Linked DNA regions of Mus musculus: all the other regions are linked to region 2. Evidence: chromatin loops called from intact Hi-C (ENCODE). Cell type or tissue: gastrocnemius. All regions are shown on one strand. Each heading gives the region's core, and the rest is flanking DNA. Links, peaks and the distances in the headings are about the cores only. Region 1 overlaps Atrnl1 (attractin like 1). Region 2 overlaps Ablim1 (actin-binding LIM protein 1). Region 3 holds the start of Trub1 (TruB pseudouridine (psi) synthase family member 1).

Evidence for each region. A loop is a pair of places that touch in the nucleus more often than their neighbours do. Peaks named below come from ENCODE experiments on the same cell type or tissue, not always from the same donor. Only the 100,000 strongest peaks of a DNase experiment are listed, where the experiment ranks them.
Region 1: it touches region 2 in a loop (6-fold over the local background); 24 of 42 quality-filtered maps call a loop at or near these places.
Region 3: a loop joins it to region 2, with 11 times the contacts of the local background. A loop is called at or near these places in 7 of 42 quality-filtered maps.

What each region holds. Positions count from the first base shown.
Region 1 is chr19:57,637,148-57,648,214 of GRCm38, reverse strand. Atrnl1 (attractin like 1) reads right to left here. Exons shown (of 29, transcript NM_181415.4): 4 at 9,635-9,763; 5 at 5,587-5,795. Among named protein-coding and RNA genes, the nearest start is that of Atrnl1, 32 kb to the right of the region's middle. In gastrocnemius, for the core only: a CTCF peak has its summit at 4,963 (motif pointing right); a DNase peak (open chromatin) is centred at 5,484.
Region 2 is chr19:57,157,179-57,168,245 of GRCm38, reverse strand. The region is part of intron 2 of Ablim1 (actin-binding LIM protein 1); the gene reads left to right. Among named protein-coding and RNA genes, the nearest start is that of Ablim1, 53 kb to the left of the region's middle. In gastrocnemius, for the core only: a CTCF peak has its summit at 6,806 (motif pointing left); DNase peaks (open chromatin) are centred at 5,732, 5,939 and 6,782; H3K4me3 peaks cover 29 bases; H3K27ac peaks cover 1,696 bases.
Region 3 is chr19:57,451,559-57,462,625 of GRCm38, reverse strand. It overlaps Trub1 (TruB pseudouridine (psi) synthase family member 1), which reads right to left and starts at 9,720. Exons shown (of 8, transcript NM_028115.3): 1 at 9,430-9,720; 2 at 4,438-4,536. The coding sequence starts at 9,679. In gastrocnemius, for the core only: a CTCF peak has its summit at 5,315 (motif pointing right); DNase peaks (open chromatin) are centred at 5,305 and 9,701; H3K4me3 peaks cover 1,196 bases; H3K27ac peaks cover 830 bases.

The DNA of each region.
Region 1 (11,067 bases), core at 1,035-9,034, 480 kb before region 2:
TGCACGCTGGCTGCCCTCTTCTGTCAACCGCCATTTACAGGAGATGGAAGTGCTCCCCCCAGAGAACAAATGGTGAGGTGACTGCCCTTACTGCTAACAGCCAGGTTTGGGGCTTTCAGTGGGAGAGCAAACCACTCAAACATCACTTTAAACAAAACCCAACCCAGCGGCTGAGTGCGGACCTCAGTAAACCTTCACTCTGTTCAATTCTCTGAAAGCTGAGAAAGGTAAGGAGAGGAGACGACTGTGGGGCTGGCAGAGGCTGGTTTACAAAGAGTGTGTGGGAGGGGGCGTGTGGGGGCCGGAGCAGAGATAGCTCCACAGAGTGACCCGCCAGGGCTCATTTGGATGGCAACAAGCAGTCCAGCGCTGATGATGGCACTGGCCGAGCTGGAAACGTCGCCACTCTGATGCAGTAAGAGAATCAGAGATTATGGAAGGTCAAAATACCAGCATTCAAAGGAATCTAAGGGAGGTATCAATCCCGTGAGTGCTTTTAAGTGACTCTGCCACAGTAAAAGTGACTGTTGATCGGGTGGGCACAGCAAAGGGACCAGAAGCAAAGCACGGAGAGAGAACTGAAACAAGAGCTACTCCTTGTGATGACAAAAACTGGGTTGCGAGTACAGAGTCTGCTGCTGACGACGATGTGGACACTTGAGGATAAGACTTAGAATATTGCTTGGTTAGGGAAGAGGCTTGAGAGGGTAGACACCGGTGTTGAAAAGTTCTTCTCGGGTAAGATGCAGTGGATCACACCAACCCTATTGATCTGCAATCTGACCTCCCACGGCAATTGCAGCCATTACCAGTAACCACTGGTAGCCATAAAACTGAGGCAAGACCCTCCCCCAGCAAAGGAGGCTCAGTAACATCACAAGTGACTGTTACCACTTTGGAGCAGTAAAATGTTTTTAATTATGATTGTACATTTTTATAATAGTTTCATTGTACATTTAAAATTATAATTGTACACGTATACAGTATTGTATAAACATATAATCACACTGTGCTCTGGGAACCTAGGAAAAATACACATGATTCACTATATTGCAACATTTATTTCATTATAACCATCCAGAATTAAACTTATAATAACTCAAAGATTATGTGCCTTCATTTAATATGTTAGATATATTGTTTTGCTCAAACTAAATAATTGGTCACAATGTTTAAAGTGAAACTAATTCCTACAGTGCCTTTCTTATATCATTTAACATTCCTATATTAATTTGCTATATCCACCATTTTTCTTTCTTCCACTTATCATTTAACATGTATACTGAAATCTCAAATTCTCCAAAGAATAGGGGAAGGGGGAGGTGGGGGGGGAAGCAAGATGAGAAAACATCTTTAAAGAGTGCTATCTTCCAATTCCACTGAAAAGCATTTGTTACAGCAGAAAAATAGTCTGCATGTGTACTAGGCTCACAGAAGCAATCACTAAAGCCCTACTATCTGTTTCAATGTATTTTAAATGCTCTCAAACTATACAATGGTTAACTTTGCAAGCAATAAGTCACATGACTGGTAGTCATCACTCTACAACCTTTCTAAGAATATGGTTCACACAATTTAGGTAAATTATGTCATTATAAAGGGGTGTCTGTTTGTCTGTCTAAGCAGAAATCGGTGATCTCCAACGTCCCAATTTTGAGGGGCAATGAGGCTAAAATAAAGTTGTATGTGGAATCTCAATATAGAAACTATTCCAAAGTGATAGCATCTTGGTTGGAGCAGAAAAGGGTCATTGCCCCTTGAGCCCCTGTGGCACTCATTCTGAAAATCATTGTTATTATCGAGATACATGAGATACATGTACATAGAAAAGAATAACTTTAACATCCTAAAGACCTATTTCTGATCATTACAGCCACCAAGGCTATATACACAGACATTTAAAATAATAAAGTAGAACGGAAAGCATCCTGGTTAACATTTATTCTAGGCACAAAAAAAAAAAAAACCAAACTACCAATTTTATTAGTCTGGTCTCGTGTTCACAGAATACCTAAACAGTATGTCTAATCTTCAAGTATTATTCACAAATGCAAATTTTATAGGTTAATAAAATGCATTAAGCTTGGTTACAAAAAGAGATGATTAAATCAAGAGCTATTATCAAGTATCTACTTACTAAAAAAGGAAATGTCACTATAGCGTTAGTCCTTAGGAAACTATTTCAGAGCAGGGAGACGGCTCAGTTGTTAAATGGCTGCTGAGCCAGCATGAGGCTCCACGTTAGGATCACCAGCATCCACCCCAAAGCTGACAGTGATGGCACACATCCACAGTAACCCAGCACTGAGGGAAAGGGACAAGTGGATCCTTGGGAGTTCCAAGTCTAGCCTACTTATGAGCTCCAGTTCAGGAAGAGAGCTCCCCTCGCCCACCGCAACGAATAAAGTACATAGCAATCTCAGAAGACACCCAGGGTCAGCCTCTTGCCCTCCACACATAGACATGCACATACCATATGCGCACATGCATACACCACATACAAACAGAATCGTACGAATGAATACATTTTAATACTTTATAGAGTTGTCATCCTAGGACCCAGACAAATGTCAATGTATCTTTCTAAAGAAGATGAAATTAATAACTAGACAGGTTAGTTGACTTACCGAAAATAAGCCTGTGAGCTGGGATGATTTCTTAATAAATTGAAGTGACTATAAGAATCATCCACTCTAAGAATCAGCACATTACAGGCTGAATGCTTGTTTGGGTTTACCAAAATTGCTAGATATAAGCCCTAAACCCTAATGTGATGGATGAGAAAGTGTGCGAGATGCACACGCATGTGTTCTTGCCATAGCTCTGACAGAGGAAAACACAGCAAGAAGGCAACCAAGATAACCCTCCCCAGAACCTGGTTTTTCTCATTTCTAATCTAAGACCTCCAACCTCCAGAAGCACTAATGGGCGGTGGGTGTTTTGGTTACTAGAGCTGTCGGCATCGGCCAGAGAAATATCAGAGTGAGCTAGTTTGTATATGTACACATGGCACTCCTTTGCACATCCCACTGACCATGGTATCCACACTGGCTGTAAGGTTAGACTAGAAATACAGTATGTAGCTGCCAGATCTAAAACTCAGTGAGCTCTGTTTGCAAAAAGGAATTCATCAATGCTGGAAAGACACTGGTCTCTTCCAAACAGCACCACAACTTCCCTTCTGCTCAATCAAGTTTTAAATACTTATGTTGCTCTAACAAAAGCCCAAGGATTCAGAAAGTCACATAAAGGAAAAAACTGAAAGCCACTTGGATTGAGGCAGTTGCTATAGCATATTGCCACATCTTGGAGGCCCCTGAGAAACTGATTATTCTTTACACGTGAACATAAAGTAAATTTTTTATGTTTTGATTTTTATTTAGTTTTAAAATATCTTCTTTATCCAATTATTACAGATAAACTTAAGAGATAAACGTTTTCCAAAACACCTTTTTCCTAATGTGATTTAATATTTGAAAAATTCTATACATTCAAGGGTCTATGATAGATCACCAAAAGTTTGAGGCCAGCCTGAGCTACATTGTGAATCCTGTTCCAAAAGATACATAAAATTAAAAGAAATGATATTACATTAAAAATACCTGAAGGAACCGAGAGGTCCTAATGAATCAACAGAGAAACTGCAGTACATCCACACAATGAACATTGCTCATTCTACAAATAAATGGGCTGCAAGTCACTGGAGCACAGGAGAGAAACTTTAACACAGAATGCCAAGTAAAAGAAGGTACCCCTTAACCCTACATGCTACATAGTTTCTGCTACAGTCACCCATCACAGAACAATGTTGCCATCAACAACAGACCACATATGTACAACATGGTATCAATGATTGTATCACTTAAGGAGAGCACACCCATCTTCACTTGTGCACTACTAAACCGCATAAACTTCTCAGAATACACCAAGAGTGCCATAGAGACTCCATATCACATTCAGAAGAGCCAAAACTACGGAGACAGAAGAAGGTCACTGGCTGCTGACAGCTGAGGGAAGGACCTATGACGAGGCGGAGTACAGGGTGTGAGAAACGCTTCTGCGCTATACTGTAAGGTGGGTGGATGCCATGGTACCTTTAACCAATACAACTCTAATATAAACCATGACTTTAGGTAGCAGTGATCTATTGATGTAGGTTCGCCAGTTTTAACAGGCACACCATTCATTCTGGCAAATGTTGTTAGGGAGAGCTATGCTAATGTGGGGGAAGGCTTTCTGTATCTTTTGCTCAGCTCTGTTATGCTGAGTCACAGAACTAGATGAGTCTCGTGTGGAAAGCACTGTATATAAGCCATATTTGACTTCTCTAGCTGAACTTTAAATGCCATTTATCTACAACTATCACTATGGAAAATGAAAAGATTTTAGTTTAAAATTTTAAGTTGGAAAAAGCCTCAAAGCACTTTCTGAGGACACAAAATTGGCAAGTGATTAACTAACTTAAAATACACAGCCCCACTACTAATAAACACTTGAGAATTTACACTTGTCATAACCATAAATAATATATTATCAATAATAAAAGCCCTTTTGCAGGAAATCACTGCTATAGTGTGCCTGTGTGGTTCTTAGGTCAGCGAGAACTGCTCCAACTGCTGTCGTGTGTTTAATACGCCTCTGGATTATGTAATGTGTGCATCAAAGTTCCCTCTGTCAAAAAGTACTATATTAGCACAAAGATGCTTCTCTGCAAACGGAACCAGCAAATTAGACCTGAAGAGATGATTCCAGATAACTATACGTATCCTTTAGTTTGTCTCCACAATGAGAAATATATGACTTAATATGCTTAAGAAACCCAAAACTCTTCAATGTGTTTTAAAGCTAATCTTTAATGACAGACAGAAGATTTTAGAATTCTTTTCAAGGAATCTGACTTTTACAGCAAGCAGCTAAACTTTTATTTATTGAAATAGTCTCTGTCCTTTTTTTAAAATAGCCACAAGGGGTCAGTCTTTCCTAAGAAAAACATTTTAAGCACTCCTATAACTGTAAAACTGAATTTACTTTTTGCAGTACAGTATGTTACCAATTATGAGGTAAATTTGAAGACACCACAGAGTAAGTCTGGTGACGTCATCCAGGCTCTGAGGAGTCAACAAAAAGAGTACAGAGGATTATAACGATCACATGCCTCCAATTTTAAGTTTAACCTGTAACTTCACTTAATCTCTAAAACAGCATGTAGACAGGTCTTTCCCAACTTTATTTATGAAAATGCAGATGCTAAGAACTTAACTGTTAACCTAAACATACCATCCCCAGCCCCCGCAAAAAAGCCAAAAAACAAAAACACCTGAGTATTGGGTGTGCAAACTAAATCAATGCGTGTAGCATTGCACCCACCATCTCCACGTGGCCACTAGCCACCCTCAGCCGCCCACATGCCAACCCCACGCCATCCCCGGCCAACCCCGCACCATCCCCAGCCATCCCCGCATCATCCCCGGCCAACCCCACGCCATTCCCGGCCAACCCCGCATCATCCCCGGCCAAACCCGTACCATCCCGGCCATCCCCGCGCCAACCCCGCACCAACCCCATGCCATCCCAGCGCCGCCTTACCTTGCCAACTATCGTTGCAGACACAGAGTTTCTCTCCTGTTAGGTCACAGTAGCCATGATCTGGACTCCCACAATTGGCTTTACAGTAAGGAATGTCACATGCTTCCCCTTTCCAGTATTTGTCGCATTCACAATACACTTGACTTGCAACAGAGACACTGGTTGTACACTTTCCATGACCAGAGCAGTTGTTAGGACAGGAATTGATCCTGCAAAACATAATTCGCGGGCTCAGATACCATTCGTATATTGCCTGCCTCGGCCTCCCAGGTCCCAGCTGTCATTCCATCTCCTCCACGCCTCTCAGCTCACTGTTACTTATGCTGCGCGTCTTAGTTCATTCACAAGATGTCTTCTGCTAACAAAACTCTGATTTCAAGGGCTCCCCTCAACGTCTGAAGCACCTGCACAATTCCAAGTGTGATGTTTTGGTTTCTTTTTGTTTGTTTGTTTTGTTTTTTTGTTTTTTGGGTTTTTTTTGTTTGTTTTTTTTTTGTTTTTTGTTTTTTTTTTTTGTTTTTCGGTTTTTCGAGACAGGGTTTCTCTGTATAGCCCTGGCTGTCCTGGAACTCACTGTGTAGACCAAGCTGGCCTCAAACTCAGAAATCCACCTGCCTCTGCCTCCCGAGTGCTGGGATTAAAGGTGTGCCCCACCACGCCCGGCTCCAAGCGTGATGTTTATAGAGACGTAAATAAATATTCTGAATAGATATGTTAAGGAGAGATATTTTGAACTCCTAAAACTTAAGAGAACCAAGAACTTACTTAGTTCTAGCACCTTAAGACACAGGCCACCACTTACACAGTCACAGAAGACATGTTTTAATGCCCGTGACTGCCTCTATTCTGCTATACATATACTTCCAATGTGTACACATCTGGATACATTATATGTAGTATGACGAGATCCCATAATAAACCACTGATTCAGAAGTATTTCAAATACTTTATTCCTGAAGAAAAATTTTCCCATTAGCAATTTCTATCTTCTTAAAGAAAAGAAAAAAATGACAAATGACTCCTGTGGCTATGTCTCTAGAAGCATCTGAGAGCACCTCTCATTACTTTACCCCTGGACTTCTAGATATAAAAGGGTTTTAATGAAATCAAATGTGGTAAGGGACTAGAGAGATGGTTCAGTGGTTAAGAGCAATGGCTATTCTTCTAGGGTACACAGGTTCAATATCCAGCACCCACATAGAGGCTTACAACTGTCTGTAACTCCAGTTCTGGGGGTGCAATATCTTCTTTTGGCCTCTACAAACACTAGGCATGCATGTGATACATAGACACACACATACACAACACCCATGCATGTGATACATAGACACACACACACACACAACACCCATGCATGTGATACACAGATTCACACACACACACCCCACCCCATCCATGTGCATTAAGAAAATTAATTTAAAATATTTTAAGTAGAAATAAATGTTGAACAAAATCAAAGGGAATACAAACTCCTGAATAAACTCAGAAGCTACAAATAGCTGAATAAAATATGAAGCCGATGTAAGACTTCAGCAAAAAGATAAAAATATTGGAAAAATGAATTAGAAATTGTGGAATGGAAAACTCAAGGAGTTAATTTAAAAATGTAGGCGAATAGGAAAACCTTGCCGATAGATCAGGTAAAGTACCACAGCAGCAGGGCTTAAAGATGAGGTGGCAGACATAAAACACTCAGAACCGTGAAGCACCTACGAACACAGCGTGCAAGGCCTGTAGGACAGACACCACTTTAAAACAAAACTTCTAAATCACGGTCATAGAAAAGTATAAACTAAAAGCATAGGAAATACATTTATTAAAACCATAGCAGAAAAATTCCCAAACATAGGAGGAAAATGGCTATCAGATATAGGAGGCATGCAGCACACCAGTCAAGACCAGAGAAGAAGCCCTCGTCTCAAACACAGGCAAAGTACTACGTGTACAGGACAAGTACTACGCATTCAGGAGAAGTACTAAGTGTACAGGAAAAGTACTAAGTGTACAGGAAAAGTAGCATACAGGTAGCATACTAAGTATACCAAACAAAGGATACTGAAAGCAGTCTAAGGAAAGCATCAAGTCACACATACAGACACTAATCCGAATCACATGGACTTCTCACAAGACCTGCACCGTAACACAATCTTTTAGAGACAGGAACTTAGCAGAACTGTCTGACCTAACTGAAGAAGTCAGAAAGTCTTCATGATAAAGAAAAGCTAAAAGACCCCATGAACACTGAACCTGCACAAAGGAAGATCCGTAGAGAAACCAGCCACCTGCTGACATATAGAACTTATAACATCTGACAATGGAGACTTCAACCTGGAATTGGTCAGAAGAAGAAAAAAGTAATTCCCATATTGACTAACGGAATAATTTGTTGAGACCATATCATTATATCAAGAAGCAAGTCCAGTCTCACAAGACAAACACTGTTGGATGTAAAGGCACAGACTGATGTCCGCACAGTAACAACAGGCGATGCCAACACCCCACTCAACAACACAGGTCACCCAGACAAAATCCAACGGAGACTTATCAGTCTTACAACGTTAACACATCAAAGGACTTAACAGATGTCAATGCTACCCTGCTCAAACGCTGCAGGCCGCACGTTCTTCCCAGCAGCCCATGGGAACGTTCTCTAGAGTGGACCACATTGTAGAACACGAGGCAAGAAAACTGGAACGATGTCCCATAGTCTCTCTGACCACAACGGGATGAACAGAAACCAACAGAACACTTAAAATATACAATTTCATAAAGATTGAGAAACAAACTCCAGAATGAATTTTAAAACTTACAATCAAAATGAAAACTCAATATACAGGAACCTATGCATTCAAATGAACATGGTTATCAGAGAAAAACATACCGTTATAAATATCATTGATTAAAATCACAGAAATCTCTATTTAAAGTCTTAACGATAAAACTTGAAGTATTTAAAACAAACAAACAAAGAGCCAAAATCAGTAGATGGGAAAAACAGTAAGTCTCAAGGAAGAAAGTAACAGAAAAGAAATGAACAACAAAAAGAATGAACGAAATAGGATGAGTTCTTCACAGCGGTGAGCTAGACTGGCAAACCCTTAACCAAACTAACCAAATACAGAGAGAGGACCCAAACTAATCAAGTTAGAGGCAACAGGCAAAACAGTACAACAGACACAAACGATGCCCCAATCGGTCACTGGAGCTTATCTGAAAACCTATAGTCTAATAAACTGGAAATCTGGAAGAAACGGGTAAATCTCTGGAGACCTACCAAAATTAAATGAAGACTGCAAGAGCAGTTTAAACAGACCTAAGACAAGCCACAAGACTGAGTACCAGTGTCCCAGCCAGGAACTCCTAACCCAAGATGGATTAACTGCTGGAGTCTTCCCCCCACCTGTAAAGAGGTACAGTCACCATGTCAAACTCCACAGGTAGCAAGTTTTGTACAAAGTGTCAGACACATAACAGATTTTCAACCATCACTGTTCTGGTTTTAAAAGATAAGAGCATACAGCCATGTACTTTTATCTCCTGTGCCTCAATTCCTTCAAGTGTAACGTGAGAAAACCAACTCTCCTCAAGGTGAAAACTTTGTAAAAGAGATGGAATTCCATGATGTAGTGATAGCCCCCAGGATGTCCTTGAACAGAGGGACTGTCAGACCTTAATTCCGACAGCTCTTCAAGCTACAAGGAAACCACGTTAGAGCACAAAATGGCAGCGTAGGGCACCATGCGACCTCACATACGTGCTGCTATTCCTGTAAACAAGTCTGGTGCTGCTTTACCTCATCATTTACATGGACAACTTTAAGTCTGTAATTAACTTGCCAACCGCACAACTTAGTGCAAGACACTCAGGATTTGAAAACGATCATAAAATCAGACGTAGAGGACAATCTATGGTATATTGCTAATATACCAGGTCACTTAGAAAACGATCCTATATACATTGAAATTTAATATACCGACCTATTCCGTGTACAGAGGACATTCATATATGTTCAGTGTGCTTTTCCAGGTGAGGCTGAACAAATACTTACGAATAAAAAATGTTGAAGCCAGTTAGGTTATATGCAGCATCGCTGAAAAAGTGGAGCAGCGCGTAGCCAGACGTCGTGACCACCTCAGGCACGGTCTCGTTACCCCTCACTTCAGGAACGATCAAGCCACTAAAGGAGGTCAGAAACGAGAAATGTGGGGATCCACTGTGGCTGTGCACAGAAAATATGCTCAAAAACATCATCCAACTCAGAGCGCACACACGTTAGACTGGAGAACCAGCAGAACCAATAGCAAACTTACACATTTCTACACTGTCAGGCCGACTGCTGATAATACACTTAACACATGCTCTCAAGGCGCCCCACCACCTCCCCTCTCTCCTCCTCTTCCTCCTGCTCCTGAGCCACCTGCTGCTGCTGCTGCTCCTCCTCCTCCTCCTCCTCCTCCTCCTGACCTTCCTCTTCCTCTTGCTCCTCTTCCTGCTGCTCCTCCTTCTCTTCTTCTGACCCTCTTTGGACTGAAATGTCCCATCTCTCCTTTGTATTCTGTTCTCCATCCCATGACAATCAGCTATACAACTTTAACTCAGTCCTAAGGCTTCATTCTAGGCTGCCTTAACATTGTAGCAAGTAGTTGAAAAAGAAAATAGCTTCTTTTCTTCCCCTCTGACTCCAAACAGTAGTGAAGCCAGAAGAAATACTAAGTGATTACAATGAAATCCACTTAAAACTGTACAACAACGATCTAGGTGTCAGACACTTTTAAGATATGCGCTTTTGATTATTTGATATTCTTCCCTTAGTTGTACTGAAGCACAGATATACCCAGATAGTATATTTCATCTAGGTCAATAAGCACACAAGAGAAACGCAGGCTGAGAGGCTGGGTAATGTATAAAGGCTCTAAGAACCAGATGTTCCTTTGCCTGGTTGGTCAGATGCATTTTATTTTCTTTTGTATTATTTTGTTTTCTTTGGGTTTTTGTCTAGTTTTGGTTTGGGTTGGGTTGGGTTTTTTGTTGTTCTGGTTTTGTTCAGTTTCGTTTTGTTGAGTTTTGTTTTTTTAGATAGTCTCACACTGCAGACCAGGTTGACCCTGAACTCATGACGATTACTGCAGTGAGCCACCATACCAAGCTTTGATACAGAACTCTCTTCTCCCTGTTTATCTGAAAAACTACATTCCTCATTTTAGACCAGACTACCCTCTCTATATATGTGAAACCATGTGATTGAATGAAGAAGTTGACAAACTGTACATTGTGAATTAGTGGATTCCTGTTTTTTATTTAAATTCATTGATTTTTTTATTTAAATGAATTTGATTTAAATTCATCAAATTATTATTTTCCTACATAGCATACACCCGGGTTTAAATATATCCTTGTAGAATCACCACAGTCCAGCTACAGGACCTTTTTCCATCATTGGGTGGTTATTTTATATCCTTTCACCATCAAAACTTCCCACCT
Region 2 (11,067 bases), core at 2,064-10,063:
AAAAAAAGAGAGAGAGAAAGTTACCTGCTAGGGTGACCAGAGGGCTTCCTGGTACCCCAGCTACTTCTGTGGGTTTTTGGGGGTGTTTTTGGGGTTGTTTTGTTGTCTCTGGCAGATCATAAGCCCCTTGGCGGCAGCTTTCCTTCCAATTGTTTACTGCTGACTACCCGGGCAATGCCAACCTGCAGCACAATGTACAACTGAACAGGTCAGGAACGGTGTAGCTTATTGATCCATTAGTAGGTGCTGTGAGTGAAATAGCCTGTCAATGGTGTTTATCGCAGGCTTACTACCATAGCACCCTCTGATGGAGTCTAGCCAGTGACTTCCAAGAAGAAACATAGGAAGGCATCTGTCAGAGCCACCCACCACCTGCCTGGCAGAGGGAGCTGACAGGAACTTAAGAGGGCACATTTTGGGCTGTCCTTGCTAACACTAAGACTTTGCCCTGTGCTCACGTGGGCACAGATCTTGGGCCAGTTTGTGACTCAGTGGAAAACTGGCAAAATCCAGAAACATGGAAGCAGTTCCTTGAAACCCCCCAAGCCCTGCCCAGAGCTGAGACCAGGCTTTTAATACCTGCTTGGAAAACTCCTAGGCATTGAGTCACATATGAGAAGGCAGGAGGAGACAAGGCACAGGGACAGCAGAGACATACTAGCGAGCTCCCTTACCATAGGCGAGAAGCTGAATTCATGGCCCCCACCCCAGGAAATTACAGGCCTGACCTGAGTATTTGAAGTTTTACATTTTGTAGCCTGTAACTGTGTGATCTTATCAAATAAATGTAATGCAAATCTTTTAAAATATTCAGTTTTAAGTTCCAAACTGGATTAAGATAAGTGTTCGTATTTTCCCTTTACTATACAGTACATATACTCCATAATATTTGTAATATGGATGAATGAGATGTTTATAGTTAAATGATATACTAATTATAGCCCATTATTTCTAAATTATTACATCTAAGAGACTGAGTCTTGATTGCAGTAAATGTTTGGGAGTAGGGGAAGGAAGCCGTTGTTTGTTTGGTTCTCATGTTTCCCAGCGTGACATTTTTACACAGTGAGAAAATTATTATCCTTATTTTTCAGCCCATCTAACATCATGAAACCAAAGTTCTTTACAACAAAGAAATAACATTTGAAGTCCACAAGAGTAGTATCACCATTCAAATTTAATTATACCATTTAATATTTCTTTTTAATATTCTCAGTATTTTTTTCTCAGATTGTTTCTATGTAGGAAGGTGACCCTGGCATTTGATTTATTGCCCTGTGATACACTTGCCTTTTCAAATAACTGTACTTATAAATAAGGGACGATTTCCAAAGACATTGTGGGCCTGGGGTTGTAGCTCAGTCGGTGGGGTCCTTGTTCAGCATTTACAAAGCCCTGGGTTCAGTCCCAAGTGCTGGATACATATATCATGGTGTCATTTGTCTGGTAATCCCAGGATTACACCCAGGAAGTAGAGGCGTGGATGGCACCATCTCCTGGATCCTGGACTGTATAGAGTGGAAAGGCAGATTTATTCATTCATCCTTCTCTGAAAGAAAGAGAGGCCATGGCTTTGTGTTTGTGGCCCAGGGAGGGACAGGAGGTAAGGAAGGCTTCTCCCTCCCACCCCCCACGGCCACCTCCAGGCGGGGAAAGTTTGAGCTGCTATAAAAAGGAAAAGGTCCACATAGGCTTTGTCGTTCCAGGGAGCAGATTTACTGCTCTGTTTTGCTTTTAACTAGAAATCACTTCATTTTTGCATAAGTAAGCCTGAGAATATTGACACCTGACACCTTCACATATGGCACTTGTGAAATACAGAGCTGCTCTCAGTGACCAGGCTGCCGTTCTGGGCTACAGAGGGTTAAAGGGCACTACAGCAGTCATTCTGGTTGCTACCACCAAGTACCTGGCAAGAAGAGCTAAGGGCCTTCAGAGCCTGGGAAGATAACAGGAGGCAGCTATGTATAGCATCCATAGGGACCAGAGAGGAAGTGGGCCCAGGGCTATACAACCTCAGGGCTCTAGAAACTCACTTCTTCGGCCAGGCTCTACCTGATGAAGGTCCCACAGTCTTAGAAAACAGCAGCAGCAGCTGGCAGGCAAGGGTTCAGATACGGTTCACATTCAAACCACAGTAGTTACCTATGGTACAGTAAGCCCAGAAAACGGGGGATCCGGCTGGAAGCAAGATGATAAAGAGTAGAACTGGGATGGAAACTGAAGCAGGAGCAGGTGAGTGAGAGGCACATTCTCTCAGTCTCGGTCTATCGAGAGCTTAGGGGTCCGTGGATGTGGCTAAGGAGGAGACAAGAGATACCCGTAAGGCATACGCCATAACCCTCCAGCACCAGAAAGATGTGTGTCAGTGTGGGCAGGAGGCAGCTGCCTTGTTAAAGGCAGTAAGCATAGAAGACAGAGGTGGGGCCAAGGTTGATAAAGGCATCCATTTTGACATAGAGTTTCTAATAGGAATGAAGGAAGCCATAATGTTGTTCTTATCTTTTACAAAACAGTGTCTTGGGGCCTGTAAGGCAGCCCAATGTGTAAGGGCACTTGTCCTGAAGCATGAGAACCTGAGTTAGATTCTCAGGACTCTCGTGGTAGAAGGAGAGAACCAACTCCTGAAAGATGTACTCTGATCTCCACAAAACACACACACACATACACATAGACACAGACACACAGACACACACAGATACACAGATGCACACACAGACACAGACATACACATACAGACACATACAGATGCACATATGGACATACACACAGACACATACAGACATACACACATGGACACACACACAGAGACACACATACATGGACACACATATAGAGACATACACAGACATACATGGACACACACAGATATACACAGACAGAAACATCCACATACACAGACACACACAGACACAAAGACACACAGAAGGACACAAAGACACACACAGAGAGACACACACACACATATACACTAAATAAGTGCAATAAAAATTAAGAATTAAAAGATGGCACTCTTAAGTAGCTTTCTTTTTTTTTCCCAGAAGGAACAGAGCTAGTTTTCCATGTTATTTTTAGTTATGTCTTTTGAGATTTCTGAACACTGATTGTCTGTGGAAGATGTCAGATCGTAAGAGTGCTTCTCCCGGGGTAGTATTGGCAGACATCCTCCCATAGAACTGCATTTCAGTAAGCAGTTGCCACTTGACTATGTGTTGGAGGGTGTGAAAAATGATATTTTTGATAGCTTTAAAATAATCTTCTGCTCCTTTTCTCTACAATGTCCAATCTATCAGAAGAGTCTGTTTCATCAAACATTCCTTCTGAGAGGCTGGAAAGGTGGCTCAGTGAATAGGAATGCTTGCTCCATCAACGTGAGGGCCTGAGTTCAGATCCTACCACCCACAGGAAACACTAGACGTGGCCGTGTGCAGTTGTAGCTGTGGAGGCTGTCTGGGCTAGAGCATCCTCAGGGGTAGCAGAGGCAGTGGGGTGCAGGGTGGGCTACGTGCTGGGGAAGGACCAGAGCATTAGATGCCGAGCAGAGCCAGAGTGTCACTGAGGAGCTCAGTGGGAGATGGGATAGACTCTGAGAACCACTTCTCCTTGCCGGTACAGATGACATGAATCTGTGTCTGTAGGATCTGTTCATGGACATGCATGGGACTTTCTCTGCAGCTTCCTCTTGGCGCATGGGATTTTAAAGGAGGCAGCTCATTCTGGGGGCCAGGAAAGGGGAAGGGACAGGGGAGAGAGACCTTATGACATCTACCTACTACCCAAAATCCAAAAGTGTGAGATTTAACTCCTGGTCATTTTAAGCATAGATAGCTTCTCCTTCTCCCCATCATCCCTCCCCTCTTCCTTCTCCTCCTCCCCTTTCTCCCTCTCCCTCTTCTTCTCCCCTCCCTTCCCCCTCCCCACTACCTCTCCCCTTCTCTTCCCCTCCCCCTCCTCCCCTCCCCCTTTTTCCCTCTCCCTCTCCCCATCACCCTTCCCTACCCACCTCCCCCTTCCTCTCCCTCCTCCACCCTCCCCCTTTCTTCCTTTTTCTCCTCTCCTCCCCTTCCCTCTCTCCCTCTCTTTCTCCTCTCCTTCCCTCTCTCCCTCTCTATCTCCCCTCTCCCTTCCTCTCTCCCTTCCTCCTTCAGTCCCTTCCCTTTAGTGTTTGGTATCATAACAAAGGGCTGCTTTGAAGCAAGCACCCTGCAGTTGAGCGTATTCCCACTTCATCCATTATACTTCCTGTGCTCATTTTTAACCTTAAAGCCCTGTGTTCAGGTAATCGATCTATGCAATGGTAAAAGATTTTCATACTTGTTTTTATATTCTGGGTGACATCCTTGTTTCTTGAGCTGCTTGTAATCAATTTTATTTGTATATGAAATTCTGCAACCAATTCAAAAATACTATGTTGTCAATGCTTTTATTAGTAAACAGAGGTTCCAAGAGCTTCCTTTCTAACAAGACTCTTACCATATATTCAAACTCTGAATTAACTCGAATCCCCCAAAAGCATTGCTCTGGGACCCATTTTCGACCTGGTTGACCTTGTAAGTATCATCTCACCCAGAAGTGATCATTGATTTCGATGTGCATTTAGAAGTCAATGAGGAGCGATTACAGTCCATTTTTGAGGCTTACCGTTTGAGTCCAAGCGTTTTTTTCGCAGAAGTTATTTCTGGCAGAAGCTGCCCCCGCACGTCATTGTTGGTGAGTGCTGTTCAGCTATTTTGAGCTCTGAGCTACAGCAGTAGCCCTTGTGAGCTACCTTTTGTGGTTGCTTCAAGCTCGCCGCTCTGCATTTCAGTCCAGAAATGGATTGAGTCAGTCTGACACCGATTGAACTCTGAGTGCTTAGGAAGACTGAAGGCCACCGTTACCATCGTGATAAAAATCTGTGAGGAAAAGAAGAAGAGAGAAAAGTTTAAAAGAAATCACGGGGGAGGGGGATGGGAAGATGTCCCTGAGACTAAGAGCTTGCTTGTAGGAGGAGCACAAGGGTCTAAGTTTGAACCCTCAGCACCTACGCGACCCTGCACACCTGTGACCCCAGCACCAGGGGCGCAGAGACAGGAGCATCGTAGAGGGTGCCAACTGCCAGCCTAGTTAAAGGCTCGGCAAGAGACCCTGCCTTGAAAGAGTAAGACGGAGAGCCACGGGGCAAGACACCGATGTCCTCTGGTCTCTGACATATGTGCTCATGTGTACACGCTGTGGGCATGTGCACCCCATAGTCACACACACATTTGGTATTCACAATGATAATCCAAGAGTTGTGTGTGCATGTGTGTGTACAGAGGGTGGGGAAGTGTCCTGTTCCCTGGCTCCGTCACATCTGAGTCTCCACCTCAGAACAGTCATGCATGGCGCCAGGAAGCACAGCATCAGAACAGGCTCTGACCTTGATGTGGGGAAAGTCGCGTCTCCAGAGCACAAAGCCTGCTTGCTCATAAAGGAAAGGGGGCAGCCCTGGCTGCACACCCCTGCTCCATGCAGACAAGCTTGTAAAGGGAAGAGTAACCCAGGCCGGATGCCCTGCTCCAGGTGGAAAAGCTCAGAAAGGCCCCTCATGCCTGTGGGTTCTTTTTTCTGCAGTACTGGGTATTGGTCCTAAGGCCTCACCTATCCTAGACAAGGGTTCTACCACTGAACTGGTTCCTCAGATCTTGCATCCTGTGACAGGCAGACTGCCAGCAGGGTACCAGACAGCCAGTGCCTTCCCCAGGAAGTAAAGAGAGGAGCTGCCAAAGGCTGCTGGTCCCCCATCATGTTTCCTGGGTCTTCTCTTACTGCTGAGAACTGACCAGAGCCGCTTGGAATCCACAGCCTGAGAAGGGATGGTCCCTAGCTGCAGATGGAGAAAGGGTCTCCACCTGATAGCCCTGGACCCCCCCTTGAGGCAGGTGTAAGTCTGACCCTTTGAGCATCGCCTGCCCGGCAGGTGGACCATCTCAGGGATGGATTTGTTGGGGCATCGAAAGGACCTGCTGCATTGCGAAGGCCTAAGATGCTTCCGCAGCCCAGCTCCCGCCACTGAAGCTAGGCTCTGCTCTCCCCACCCCCTCCTTGATCCAACGCCTCCACACTCTGTTCCCCTCCTGTTCCATGGTATTTTTATAGCCCAAGCAGCGCTTGTTCAGTTGTTATTTTAAGACTTAAGCTTTTTTAAAAATGTACTTGTTACTAATTTCACAACTTTTGTATAAAAATTTCTTGGATGTCCCCCACTTAACCAGTAGATTTTACTCGGTGGTTTGTAGAGTGGACTCGAGAGCGTATCATAACAAGGTGCAGGGCTGTGTGTAGCCAGACCTCAGTGATGGGAAGCAAGGCAGGAATCAGCAGGACTCGGGGTGAAGAATGCTTTAATAATTGATCCTGAGAAGGAAGGCAGTGAGCATCTGCGCTAGCAGCCTGGGATTTTAATGAGCAAAATCTGTGATTTTCCTAGGAAATATGTTAAAGTTAGGAAAATGTGCATATTTCCATTTGAATTCAACCTTGACGTGTATTTATTTTATGATCATGTAGATGTAAGACATTTTTGCTTCGCGCTATCATTGAAAGGTACTAAAGCTCCTTTAAAAACAAAATACTTAGGGGGCTGGAGAGATGGCTCAGAGGTTAAGAGCACGGACTCCTCTTCCAGGGGTCCTAAGTTCAATTCTTAGGAACCACATGGTGGCTCATAACCATCTATAGTGGGATCTGGTGTCCTCTTCTGACTCTATCATGGGATCTGGTGCCCTCTTCTGACTCTATCATGGGATCTGGTGCCCTCTTCTGACTCTATCATGGGATCTGGTGCCCTCTTCTGGCATGCAGGTATACATGCAGGCAGAACTCTATACATAATAAATAAATCTTTAAAACAAAACAAAGTTTTTTTTTTGTTTTTTTGTTTTTTTGTTTTTTTTAATTAAGGTCTGATGAGATGAATCAGCGGTGAAAGGCACCTGCGGTTTGAGCTTCTCGTATCTGGTGGAAGGAGAGAATCAGCTCTCCCAAGCCGCCGACCACTATGCTGTGGTGTGTGCATACAGACGCACATAAAATAAATACATCTATATTAATGGGGTTGGAGGATGGCCCAACAGTTAAGAGCATTTGATGCTCATCCAGAGGATCCCTGTTCATGTCAGCATGAGGTTCACAAGTGCCTGTGACTCCAGACCCAGAGGACCAGATTCCCTATTCTGGCCTCTGTGTGTACCCATACACTTTGGCATGTGCATGAGCATGCAAACACACACACACACACATTTGGCACGCATGCACACACATGCTTATGCACACAAAAAGATTTTTAAATAATAAAGTAATTAGAATATTTTGACATTCTTCTGGAATTTGTTTAATATTCACCTTCAGATACATTGGGTAAACAGAGCTGAGTCAGAGTCGGAGTGTAGTGTCTATGACTGTCCTACAAACACGAGACAAGTGTGTCAAGGACATGTACTGTTCATGAGGGAGGGGTCCTGGGGCATGGTGATGCTGTTTGCAGAAAAACTGAAGGCATAGGTCTATAGGCCTTCCAAAGAGACTGTCAAAGATGGCTGGCTGCAGGGCAGGGACAGATGAGCAGGCTGCAGCAGGGTAATAAGCCAAGTGTTAGTTGTCTTAATGGCCCCTGAATGGATCAGGTCCCAGAATTCAAAGTCTGGGCCTTCAGTCAATGGTAAGAACTTGTCAAGCCACATCCGGTTCCTGGGTAATGAGCTGCTACCTCAAGCCCCAGGTTGACTGAGAGAATGTGATTTCTTCCTTCTTCTTTATGATTAAGTTTTGGATAATTTTTTTAAAAGATCCATTTATTTCTACTTTATGTGTATGAGTATTTGCTTGTGTGTGTGTATATGCACCACATGGTTGCAGCACCTAGGGACACCAGAAGAAGGCATCCGATCCCCTGGAATGGGGGTTACAGGTGATGTGAGTCCTCGAGTAGAGACCAGGAGCAGAACCTGGAGCCTTTGAAGGAGCAATAAGTGCTTTAGTCACGGAGCCATCTCTTCATTCTTGACCCCAGCTTCTTCTAATTTTTTAATTATTTTATTTGATTACTTATATGCAGGTGTTTTGCTTGCAGAATCCAGAGAGCGTATTGGATCTCCTGGAACTGTAGTTACAGATGCTTGTGGGGTACCCTGTGGGTGCTGGGAATGGAACTTGGGTCCTGTAGTGGGGAAGCCAGTGCTCTTAATAGCTAAGCCATCTCTATAGCTGCCCCACCCCAATCTCTTAATATGTTATTATCACTACAGGTGAGCTTCCAATGGCATGTGGGTATTTTGAGCAATTGGGTTCACTGAGCTAGAAGACAGAAGTGGGGTGTCCAAAGAACTGGAGGGATTCAGGGAAAGGAGGTTTTGCTTCATGGGCACTGAGTTTCAGCTTTTTAAGAAGACAGTAGTCCTGTGGATAGATGATGTGTGGAAACCACAAGCTTGTGAACACACATGAGCAACTGTCCACCTGAAAATTACTAACATGGTGAGTCAAGCATTTTAGGTATGACATGGTGAATCAAGCATTCTAGGTATAACATGGTGAATCAAGCATTCTAGGTATGACATGGTGAATCAAGTGTTCTAGGTATGTTCTCACCACTAAAAGGAGTGTTTCTAATGAGCTGACCGACAGGCATTTGAAAGTTGATTGTGCCTACCTTCCCAAGAGAGCCAACTTTGTAGCTCTGTTTTGTGAGCTCACTCTTGTTGTTTGTAGAGGTCTCTAAAAATTGACTCCTTAAGGTTCTTGACTCTGTAATCTTTGTTCTTGATTAATGGTAAATCACCCACGATGCTTGATCTAACCCACTGCAGTACCAGCTCCACTTAATGTTAAATCACCCACAATGATTGTCTAACCCACCGCAGTACCAGCTCCTTTCTAATGGGAACTCAGACTGTCCCAAGTGAATTCTTTTCCTGACAATACAAACACTGTTTTAATAAAATTGCTTCCAGGCAGAAGGGCAATGTTGACACTTGGTTTGAGAAATCATGACAAGAAGGCCCACGGAGGAGCGGATCCTGAGGGTGTTCATGGGGAGCTAGCCTGGGCTTTGGGGTTGCTTGAAAATGTGGGTGTCAGATGAGAAAGTGGATACAGCTAGAGGTTTACTAACACAGGGAACAGACTCATCTCTCAGAAGCCTTTTAGGGGTAGTGGTACCACAGAGCTAAAAGGATAGAGCCACTGGAAGAGTCCGAGTTTGAGGCCGGCACTCTGTTCCCTGCTCAGTTACAACCACAGTATAAAGCTTGCAAGACACACACTATAGACAGAGATCACTCACTGATAATCCTTTGCTCAAGGATAGAAGTTGATAGGTGAGGTCTGTTCCCAGGAAGGCCTTATATTATATAGGGAAGGAAATGGTGTCTGTGGGAGTTCCCTATGTTTAGGGTTCTGAAGGAGGAGCCTCCAATTACGTCTTACATCACCATATTACATCACCATCACTGCCATTCTGGTCTTAGGTGACGTCATGATGTTTGAAGTAGCACCTAGGTCCAGCTGCAAGGAGTTTTTTCCTCTCATTCATCGCCTGGTGCGTGTGCCACAGATTCCTGTCCAGTTAAACATTGTTTATCTTAGTATCTAAGCCGCCATACATAAAACTATAGTTGTCGGATAACGTGGCTTGGCTTTGAATTTCTGAGAAAAGCCAAATCGGATCACAACACAGCACAGTTTGTCACCTCTCAACTGCGTTGCCAAATCATGTCGTAGGGCTATGCTAGGTTCGTGAAATTACGGTTTAATTAAAGAGAGCAAGTGTGAATCCCACAAAACCACTTTTGGACAAAGAAGCCCCACACAGAGGCACCCAAGAGAGGAAGCAGCAAGCAGAAAGGACTTCTAGAGGGTTTTGCCTTCCCTTTGAAGGGATCCTGTGGTCTGCATTAGCATGAAGCTCACCTTGGTCTTGTCATGGGGAAATCTGTGCTTTTTAGTCCCAGTCCTGGTGACTGGATGAGCGTTAAGGGGATGGTGGGTCTAAGTCCACCGTTTGCCCCTTCTCAGAGCTACGAGAAGTAAGTTTGAAGGAATCAATGAGTCATGCAAACTGGTGACGACTCCGGGAGTGGAACTGGTGGGAACTTGCCAAGTGTGAGGCAGGATTCTGCTTAATTACACTGTACGGTTCTATGTATTATATTAGACTCTGAGATTAATAGACTCTTGGGCATAAAGTACTCTGGCGTCTCGAGGGTGCACACCTATGAAGTTACTGAAGAGGACTCTCTGAGCGTCCCGTGATGACCCTACCCCCGTACCCCCACCCCCATCCCCCCAGGGATTGTTTCTGCTCTAAGAATCTAAGGTCAGGACTAGGCTGACCCACGAGCTCCCGGCATGATCCTCTCGATGAGTAGGAAGCCAGTGTGAGAACCGGAGATGCGGGAAGAGATGCGGATGGTTATAGGAGGAGACAGCCGTTCTGAGAACATGGCCGTAGCATTATTTATAGGGTAGTTAGTTCCCAACCGACAGACTCTGGCCGTCATCTTTGGTCACTTGGTTTTCAAGAGCAATGTCAGAGCTCTGGAGTGTTGGTTTAAACAAGGACCAGGGAGTCTACACGGAAAACTTGTGCATGGTTTCTATATCATCTTGACTCTCAAGAGTTCTAACTGATGAGGGAGAGGGAAACTTAGGTTATGATCTCACCGAGTTAACCCTTCGTTAGACTGGGGGTTTTCAACCTTTTTTCTACTCTAAAACCTTTAGCACCTGTGAAATTTTTATACTATTCTGGGTGGGCAAATATTAAAATAAGTATATAAATCAGACATCTACTGATAAAAATCATAGAGAAATGTATTTTAGAACAGTTCTTTGTTATATATATAATTTTTACCATTTATTAAATTCTCAAGTGGATTTTTATGCTACTAGGATAGTGTTCTTGTTTACTTTGTTACATAAAGAATAATGGCTGAATATCTGACCTGTGGGACCAAGAGGATCGTCAGTGTTTTTCAGACTCCATCAATATTTTAATTTTACAATCATCCATGCTAAGACTGCCATGTTGCATAAATACATAAAATG
Region 3 (11,067 bases), core at 1,884-9,883, 290 kb before region 2:
ACCCTCTCATTGTGTATTCAAGAAGAAACAAGGCCAGAGGTGGGGTGGTTAGTGAAAGTAGAATTTGGAGAACGCGGGTGTAACAGTGGCATCTAGGAGACTAACTGGCAATCTTACATCAGCCCCTTAAGATGGAAACCAAGTTTCTTCTTATCACTTTAACTAGATACGTTTAACTTTACAGGTTATAAAAAAGCACGGTGAAAACTTTCAGAAGTATTGCAAACATAGCCGATAAATAATTATTTACGATTGCTACTTCTACCAAATGACCATTCTTAACTCTGTCTGCTGTATCTCTTAGTTGTGGTCTCGCTTATTTTTTACTTTATTTGGTGTCGCTGAGTGATGCCAGAGGAGAGTGTTGGATCCCCTGGAGATTAGGGTTATGGTTGGTTATAACCTGCCACGTGGGTGCCGGGAACTGAACCCCAGTCCTCTGGAAGAGCAGTCGGAGCTCTTAACCGCAAAGCCGTGCCCAGGCACAGAGCCGCGTCTCTACCTCTCTCCAGGCCTGTTGTTCCAAAACTGAGCTCTGCGCGTGGTTTCCTGCTCCGGTTTACACTTAACAGAAGTAGTTTTCATGATAGTTTTAAAACTACGATACTTTGAAAACATGTTGTACACATTATCTTTTTCTTATCTTTGTGGCAGTAAAAATACGATGGTGTGATTGGTTCTCCAGCTGAGGCCACGGAGGTAGTTACCAGAGCTCTGATTGGTTCTCCAGCTGAGCCACGGAGGTCGTTACCAGAGCTCTGATTGGTTCTCCAGCTGAGGCCCACGGAGGTCTTTACCAGAGCTCTGTTCAGAAGGCTGACATCTCTAAGAGCATCCTTCCCAGTCGGCCTCTCGGGTGCTTTGCATTACTAAGGAGATTCCTCCAACTGTAGTGGCACCGCTAGCTCAGGGTGTTAGAGACTTAAATAAACCCCAGCAAGAGCTCCCAAGTGTGGAAGCTGTGTACGGCAGGCAGCACAGTGCCCTCGCCTGTGGGCGCCATGTGCAGACCCCTTATACCTAGAAACTAGTGTCCTGGTGGGACCTGACATAGGCTTTTCTTTTTTTTTAAGTTCTCCTATAGCTATTGTGACAAACTTTCCTTTAAAGACACCCCACCACCCCTGACAGACAGTTCTCAGGTCAGAAATCTAAAGCAGGCTACCATGAGCTACGGCCATGATTCACAGCAATTTTAAAAGAACTGTAGGGCCTGGCGTGGCTGTGTTCCTTCTGTAGCCCCAGGGGGAGAAGCTCAGCTAAACGCATCCCCAAGCTAAGCTAAGGGGATCTTGCCTTTTCCAGCTCTCAGGGACCCGCTGCCCACATTCTTGGCTTGTGGTCCCTTCCACCTCCCAAGCCGGCAATCACATCCCTGCAGCCAGCACTTCCACATGTCCTGGCTTTCTTGTGCCTCTTCCACGTCTAAGGATGCTCACTGGGCTCTCCTGGAAACTCCAGGTAATCTTATTAAATCATCTGCTCGGCAATTTTAACCCTGGCTGCCCCCTCATGACACAGCCTAGCATGCTCGGAGGAGTAGAGATGAAGATGATGTAACTCCAGGGAACTGCTCTTGCCTCCAGATATATTAGTTTATTTTGCAGGCTCTCCTGTGAGATATATATATATATATTATATATAAAATAGAATGAAGAATCTTATTTTATTCTTAAATTGTCATCTTAGACCAGAGGTTCTCAACCTGTAGGTTGTGGCCCTTTTGGGGTCAAAGGACTCTTTCACAGGGGTCACATATCAGATGGGCTGCATGTCAGACATTTACATGACAATCCACAACAGTAGAAAAATTACAGTTATGAAGTAGCAATGGAATAATCTTATGGTTGGGGTCAGCACACCGTGAGGCAGTATTAAAGGGTCACAGGGTTGGGAAGGCTGAGAACCGTGCCTCAGACCTTGAACCTGAACCACTATTACAGAGCACACAGCCTGTAAAATGGGCAGAGCACTGGCAGTAATATGGCGGATGAAACGCTGCCCCGTGTGACACGCAGCAGGAGCAGAGCCAGGACGGTGAAGAATCGAAGCAGGATAAAGAACACAGGACGTCACCGAGGGACAGAGGAATGACAGGGCAGCTGAGAAGCACAGAGCCACAGCACGGTGACTCAGTGAAAAAGAAACACCAACCACCATCCCGGCCTCCATCTGATGCTCCCTGGTAGGGGAAGCAGAGGACACAGAGGACAAGAGCACATGAACCAGAGGGCAGCGCACAGCGTCAGTGCCAGGACAGCACACCAGTCAGTCCCAGGACAGCACAACCCAGCATCAGTGCCAGGACAGCACAACCCAGCCTCAGTGCCAAGACAGCACAACTCAGTGTCAATGCCAGGACAGCACACCAGTCAGTCCCAGGACAGAACAACTCAGCAACAGTGCCAGGAGAACACACCAGTCAGTCCCAGGACAGCACACCAGTCAGTGCCAGGACAGCACACCAGCATCAGTGCCAGGCCAGCACACCAGTCAGTCCCAGGCCAGCACACCAGTCAGTCCCAGGCCAGCACACCAGTCAGTCCCAGGCCAGCACACCAGTCAGTCCCAGGCCAGCACACCAGTCAGTCCCAGGCCAGCACACCAGCATTAGTGCCAGGCCAGCACACCAGTCAGTCCCAGGCCAGCACACCAGTCAGTCCCAGGACAGCACACCAGCATTAGTGCCAGGCCAGCACACCAGTCAGTCCCAGGCCAGCACACCAGTCAGTCCCAGGACAGCACACCAGCATTAGTGCCAGGCCAGCACACCAGTCAGTCCCAGGCCAGCACACCAGTCAGTCCCAGGCCAGCACACCAGTCAGTCCCAGGCCAGCACACCAGCATTAGTGCCAGGCCAGCACACCAGTCAGTCCCAGGACAGCACACCAGTCAGTCCCAGGACAGCACACCAGTCAGTCCCAGGACAGCACACCAGCATTAGTGCCAGGCCAGCACACCAGTCAGTCCCAGGCCAGCACACCAGTCAGTCCCAGGACAGCACACCAGTCAGTCCCAGGCCAGCACACCAGTCAGTCCCAGGCCAGCACAACCCAGTGTCCATCCCAGGCCAGCACACCAGTCAGTCCCAGGCCAGCACAACCCAGTGTCCATCCCAGGCCAGCACACCAGTCAGTCCCAGGCCAGCACACCTGTCAGTGCCAGGCCAGCACACCAGTCAGTCCCAGGCCAGTACACCAGTCAGTGCCAGGCCAGCACACCAGTCAGTGCCAGGCCAGCACACCTGTCAGTCCTAGAAGAACGTGTATATACAATGTTTCTCTCCAGGAAATATATCAAAAACATAGTTTCCAAGCTTGATCTGGGGTTGGGAAGTGTCCCCTGGCACCCTCTGCCTGTATGGGAGCCCTGAACTCCAGAGTCCTACAGGAAGACAGTAGTGCACACAGTCCAGACACAGCAAACCAGGATGGTGATCCAGGGAAGAGTGGAGTACTTCCTATAATCCAAGTTCACAGATGCTAGGCATGCCCAAGCCTTTCAAAACGCAACAGTTTCACTCCTGGTGGGCTAACTGTTCTGCTCAGAATCAAACCTTTGCTCAAAGCTCCCTGCACACATAGGAGAGGCAATGGTGCCATGTGCTCTGTGATGCTGTGTGCTGTTGCTCTGTAGTGCTATGTGCTCTGTTCTGTGGTGCTGTGTGTGTGGTGCTCTGTGCTGCTGTATGCTGTAGTGCTGTGCTGTGGTGTTGTGGTGCTCTGTGGCCCTATGTTACTCTGTGGTGCTGTGTTGCTCTGTGGTGCTGTGGTGCTATGGTGTTGTGTTGCTCTGTGGTGCTGTGTGCTCTGGTGCTATGTGCTGTGGCATTATGGTGCTTTGTGGTGCTGTGTGCTCTGTGGTACTGTGTGCTGCCATGTTGGATGGTCTGTGGTACTGTGTGGTCTGAGGTACTGTGTGCTGCCATGTTGGATGGTCTGTGGTACTGTGTGGTCTGAGGTACTGTGTGCTGCCATGTTGGATGGTCTGTGGTGCTGTGTGCTCTATGGTACTGTGTGCTGCCATGTTGGATGGTCTGTGGTACTGTGTGGTCTAAGGTACTGTGTGCTGCCATGTTGGATGGTCTGTGGTACTGTGTGCTCTGTGGTACTGTGTGCTGCCATGTTGGATGGTCTGTGGTACTGTGGTCTGAGGTACTGTGTGCTGCCATGTTGGATGGTCTGTGGTGCTGTGTGCTCTGTGGTACTGTGTGCTGCCATGTTGGATGGTCTGTGGTACTGTGTGGTCTGAGGTACTGTGTGCTGTGGTGCTGTGCTCTGTGGTGCTTGTGCCCTGCACCATTCAAGGGCTTCGGGGAAGAAGGACTTGTAACCACGGTATAACTAGAACACTGCAATGTACAGTGAGGCACCAGGACTCAGCTAGCATTTCTGGTATTGAAGGAGAGAGTCATTAAACTTCCCTCACGTCTCTTACCCAGAACACCTTGCGCTGCACTGTCCAGCGTCCCTCCGTGTCCGACTTTCAATGTCTGCTTTTGCCTCTTGTTCCATTCTGGAGAAGGCATTCCAGCTTCTACAGGAGTAATCAGAATTTTTAAAAAAAGGTAATTACAAGTCAGGAGGAGCATGGGAGACAAGATAACCTATTCAAAAAACAAACAAAACATACAGGTATAAGGCTATGACCACATAACTAGCAAAAACAGGTTTTAGAATGTACAGTGGGCTCAGTGTGGTGGTGTACGCTTTTAAACAATGAGTTTGAGGCCAGGGTGGTTTACATACTGAGTCCCCATAGCCAAGGATATATGCTGAGACCCTGTCCCAAAACACAACAAAACTGTATAGCCACGCCTAGGAAGATAGCTCAGTTGGTAAACTGCTTGCCACTCAAGCATGAGGTTCTGAGGTCAATCCCCAGGACCCATGTTAAAGAAAAAGCTGGGGGTGGTGACATGCATTTATAATCCCTGATCTGAGACAGGGGCTTGGTGACATCTACTTAGTGAGTTCCAGGCCAGTGAAACACCTTGTCTCAAAAATTAATGTGGACAGAGGAATGACTCCTGAGGTTGACCTCTGGCCTCCACACATGTGTGAACACACACACACACATGAAGAGAGAAAGATTTCCTAAATTACAAAAGAACAGTATTTCAAAATTAGTGAAATAGAAACTGAACTCATTTTAAGAGAAACAATTAGGTATGTATGTATGTATGTATGTATGTATGTATCCATCTATATGTGTGTGGATCTATCTATATCTAGATGTGTATAGACAATCTCGTTACATGTATATCTGTAAACCATGTACATGCAGTGTCTAAGGAGGCCAGAAGAGGGCAGCAGAGTCCTGGGAACTAGAGTTCTAGATGGACATGAGACACCAAGTGGATGCTGCGAATTGAACCTGGGACCTCTGGAATATCAGCCCAATGTCCTTATCTGTGGAGCCATCTTTCCAGCCCCAAGAAAAACAAAAGTCTAAGTCAATATTTAAGCTAACTGGGTGACTTCTAGTGATATATCAATAGTTAGAAAGTAACAAAAAAGTTAGCTTTGGCATATGCAGCTAGTTTTAAGAGACCTCAGCTACAGTCTCTAAATGTCTGTGATTTCTTCTGTCCCTCCCTGGCGTCTACTAACTGGGAGCACATCTCATACAGGGCTATTTCTATCTACACCTAGTCCTCAGCTAGTTTTACTACTTGTCCACATGATCAAAACTTTCAATTCATTAAAGACGCTAATCTCAACAAGAGCTTAAGTGTCAGCTCAGAGCTGTTAGTTACCACTTGACTTCTGAAGCATTTAATAAAGAAAGAGAGGATTCCAACACTGCTTACATCACATCTCCATCATTACAGACGAGCTATACGACACCTGTCACAGCAATCCCCTGACCCTCAGCCTGTTAAACCTACTTTAAAACTATTGACACCAGGAGACAGAAAACAGCACACAATGAAAAGAGGGCAGGGCAGAGACAGAAGCCAGCTTAAACTCTCAGACGGGGCTGGAGAGATGGCTCAGAGGTTAATAAGTAGCACTGACTGCTCTTCCGGGGAGCCTGAGTTCAATTCCCAGCAACCACATGGGGGCTCACAACCATCTGCACTGCCTCCTTCTGGTGTGTCTGAAGACAGCAACAGTGTACTCACATAGATAAAATAAATAAATAAATCTTTACAACAGAACATTCAGATGGCTGTGCTGGGCCGCTCAACCTCACAGCCTGACTACCATGCCAGTGGTTCAGAGCCTTAAGATCGGGTGTACACTTGGACTCTAACATCACCAAACTTGGAGGAACGAGATCCCAGCACCGTGGGCCTGGACTTCAAACACTTCACCTTCCACTTGCAATGTATCATGGATCTCTGTCAGTGAACTTACAAAAGTACACTGGGGAACTCCGAGTTTTTAACTTGATATGCCTTAGTATAAAGGTCTCATAAATTCAGTCATCTTGTCTCTAACTCATTCACACTGTTGAAATTGTGTTCACTCTTGAATCGAATACTCAGATGGCTGTTTATGGATGACCATTTAAGGTCCTTTCTACCTATAAAAACCTAGCATGCTTCAGGCCTTGAAAGGTTCAAAGTCACGGAGAAGAGATTCTACAACGGGGGAAATCAATGTAAGGACGGGCAAGGAATGTTTTTGAAGAGGCTATGCCTCCTGGCTGAGCGAATCAGTGGTTGTCAAACCTGGATAGAACAGAATGCTATCTTTTAGAATCTTGCAGGGCGATTCTGACAGGTGCTTAGCCTGGGACTGGGAAAGCTCAATTAGCTAGTATGAATACGGAATCAACCAAACACAGGCACTGGGGAAGCCTGAGTTCGCTACTAGGGAATACGGAATTACCCAATCGCAGGCACTGGGGAAACTCTCTTAGCTAATATGAATACGGAATCGACCAATCACAGGCACTGGGGAAGCCTGAGTTCGCTAATAGGGAATACGGAATTACCCAATCGCAGGCACTGGGGAAACTCGCTTAGCTAATATGAATACGGAATCGACCAATCACAGGCATTGGGGAAGCTCGCTTAGCTAATATGAATACAGAATCGACCAATCACAGGCACTGGGGAAGCCTGAGTTCGCTAATAGGGAATACGGAATTACCCAGTCACAGGCACTGGGGAAACTCGCTTAGCTAATATGAATACGGAATTGACCAATCACAGACACTTCCCCAGTGGGAAGCTCGCTTAGCTAATATGAATACAGAATCGACCAATCACAGGCACTGGGGAAGTCTGAGTTCGCTAATAGGGAATACGGAATCACCCAATCACAGGCACTGGGCTAGGAAGCTCGCTTAGCTAATATGAATACGGAATCACAGGCACTGTTAGGAGAGGAAGACTTCAGCATATCAGTGGGTGCTCTGCAGAAACCAGCCTAGTGACAGCCTTGAAGCAATCAGTCCCAACAAAGTGCAACCAAGAAACTTCAGCGTTTTGATGCTATGAAAAGCTTCTTTAAGAACCGTAATCTTTGGTACAAAAAGCCAGTTTACTAACAAATCAGGACAAACGAAAGCAACATATCTGTGAAAGAAAAAAACAACAAACAAACAAATACCCCATCACAATGATTCCTTTTGATGCAAGTCCTCAGTTCAATGTCCCCTAAAATCCGATGCGCTAGTGTCATTAACGCTGTAATAAAATACCCTCAAAAGGTAACTCACGAGAGTCTATTTTAGCTCAGAATTCCAGCTTACTCTCTACCACATCCACAGTCAGGATGAGATGAGAACGAAGGCTCACACACTTGTGTCCAGCTCCAGTTCTCACACAGTTCAAATGCCCTGTCTAGGGGAGGGTGCCACCCACAGCAGGCCGCGTCTTCCTCTCTCAATGAGCTTAATTAAAACAATCCCTCACAGACATGGCCACAAGCCAACCCAATATAGATGTTCCCTATCCCTTACTGAAACTGGGAATTCTAGATGATATTGGGGTGGCAATCAAAGTTAGCCACCACACTTAACGATGAGCACAAATGAGCAAGTATAACACCATTGTTTAGCATCCGGAAGAATGTGTGTATCTGTTCAATAAACATTTAAATTAGCAAAGTTTTTATCAGAATAGTTTGGCTCCTGGCTAAAAGAGAAAATTTAAATCAGAATGGAGGTGCCCATCTGTAAGTCTCACATTCAGGAGCTCAGGCAGGAGGATCACTGAGTTGAGCTCAAGGCAAACCTATCTCAAAACAAACAAACAAAACTAGATTAAGTCTTCCAGGTGACACTGAGCACTGTGAGAGGTTTCTCTGTACCTGTAACAAGACAAGCTAAGCTGAAGCTCTGGAGAATCTGGAACTGCAGAGATCACAAGACTGTAAGCCGACTTAAGGGAAGAGGCGGCCACTGTTCATCCTATGTCCCTATAGGATTCCACAGATGCAGCTTAACATGAGAATCCAGTAAAAGAAAGGCTCCGTGGGGACTGTTCACAGGGTAAAGTGCTCGCCAAGCAATAGTGAGGACCAGAGCTTGGATCTCCAGCACCCCTATAAACACGAGGGTGACACTGAATGCTACCCTGATTCCTAGCCAGTTGTCCCTAAAACAAGCTGAGTAGGCAGACTTGCCTAATTGGCAGGATCTAGGTTCAAGTGAGGTACTCTGGCTCAATACACAAGATGGAAAGCCATGTCTGAAGATGGCCAACATCACCTCTCACCTACAAACACACACTCACACTGCATACACATTCACACGCAAAACAAAACTAAAGGGTTTTGGCTTTTTAATGCTCCTGTTATAAATGATCAAGAGGAAGAATGGTTAGAAAAATGGCCATCTTCTATTTTAATGTTCCTCAAAAAATACTACATTAAAAAAAGAAGAAGAAAGAAAGCACAATCTGAAGCAATAGAGCACAATTTCCAAAATAATCCCAGATCTTCAGACTTTCAGGGTCTGCAAGTGTGGGGATCAGGAACCTGCATTTGTATAGAAGACGAATCACCGTGCCCACTAAAAGGTGAAAGTGGTGTCCTTTCTAAATCCTAGCTAACTCAGCCTATGTGCTTTTCAAATAAACTTTTAAGTTTGCAACTTAGGGGTAGAGAGCCTGCATTTCCTCTGGTGGTACTCATTCGCAAGAGTTAAACAAAAACCCTGGGAGGGATCAAACTACAGAAAACTGGGCTGCAGCCACCAGGGTGAAAACCTGTATATGCAGACTGGTCCCCCAACTCTACACGTACTTCCCGTGAGAAGCTCAAAGGGCCACTGTTGAAAGAGTGTGCACTTGGGTAAGTCCAAGCCTAAGATGCCCTGGGTTTTCGTCCAGAGTTAATTCGGTGGTCACTCTTTCTATCTTGAGCCACAGACGCACAAAGTAAGTCAGTAAGTAAAAGAAGAAAGACTAGAGATAAAAATCCCAGTGTGGTGGAGAACTCCTCAGCCTGGTCCCTACCCGGGCGGCAGTACCTGCCAGCAGCTTCTCCTTCAGCCGGTTCAGCAGCTCGGCTGAAGTGGGCCCTTTGGGCTTGTGCACGGCGAACACGCCGCTCAGCGACATGAGCTTAGCAGCCAGGGCGGCCTTGGAGGCCGGGGCTTGCGATTCAGTCCTGGCCGCTTCCGCCACCGATGCTGCTACAGAGGCCTCGGCTGTTCCTGAAGTGTCAGGAGCTGTGTCCACAATCAGAGGTGAAACCACCTCTGCCTCTGCAGCTGCCATGCTTTCACGGCCTGGGCCAAGAGGCGAGCAGAGATGACACCGATGTGTTGCAAGGCCTTCTGGGAATTGTAGTCCATAGGCTCGGTATAGGCCAATGGCTTGCTCTGGCATCTCGGAGTTCTGCTGGAACCTTTAATATCTCTGTTACCAAATGCTCTTAGTCGTGAAGAGGTACATTGGAGTTGCCGCTGTAAACTATCCAACGCAAACACCTAATTTGTGTATTTGAGGTAGAGTCACTTCCTTTCTGTACCGCCCCCCCATAACCTGCATGTGTGTGTGTGTGTGTGTGTGTGTGTATGAATTTTGAATTTTTGACTGCAGTTTTTGACAGTTCTAAAAAAAATGTTAATGTTCTTTTGGAGTTTCTATTCCTTTATAGGAATCAAAAACTATATATGGTTGATCCATTCGTGGTGGTGCATGAAGGGCTCTCTAACAGGCATGGCAAACATGGCACCAACAGGCTTTACTCTTCTTCCCCTTTTCCTTCTCCCCTGCTAAACTGTAGGTTACATTCCTAAAGCTAGCCCCAAGGTCCATTCAGTTATTTGGCCACTGTCTCATTCCTGAGACAAAACATCAAGGACCAACAATCAAAATTCATTGTTTGACTAATGTGTCCGATCAGGATTTACCAACTCACTCTAGCATAAATTCCCCCTAGCCCCCTACAGTGAATGCCTTTAATCCCAGCATTTAGAAGTCAGAGGCAGGTGGATTTCTGTGAGTTCCGGGCCACCCAGGGTAACATACTGAGACCTTATCTCAACAAACAAACAAGTAAAACCCAAAACAACAAAAACGCCTATGGTTTAAATTAATATTTAAACTCTTTGCAGACCTCGCATTAGGCTGTCCCTCTAAGAGAGGAAAAAAAAATCCTTTTACTTCTTCCCCAAATGCATTAAATGGAAGTGTGGTTATTATGGGATAGCCACTTTGTCTTCTTTGTTTCCCCACATTGCCTTACAGCCATTCTTTCTCATAGTGCTCTGCCAGGCTAACATTCTTCCCTAATGATGCCTCATTGCCTAATGATCCCAGTCAGGGGATGCCAGTTACACGTCTACCATTCACGCAACAAATGTATGTCAGAGGAATCATTACAGATAGAGTATTCTGGGCATTAGAAAAATCAAGCTCTAATTTCCTAAAGTAGCCAACATCTTACACATTGGACAAGCCTTTAACTCACAGGTCATTTTATTTAATATTATATTTCAGACTGACTAAGACAGTCTGCCATCTCTCCTTCCCTCTCCCCCACCCCCACCATATCTCTTTTCTGCTACCCTCTAATCTATGTTCTCTGTTCTCTAACTGTGTGGTGATTTGGATAGGAATGGTCCCCACAGCCTCATAGATTTGAATGCTTTTTCATTAAG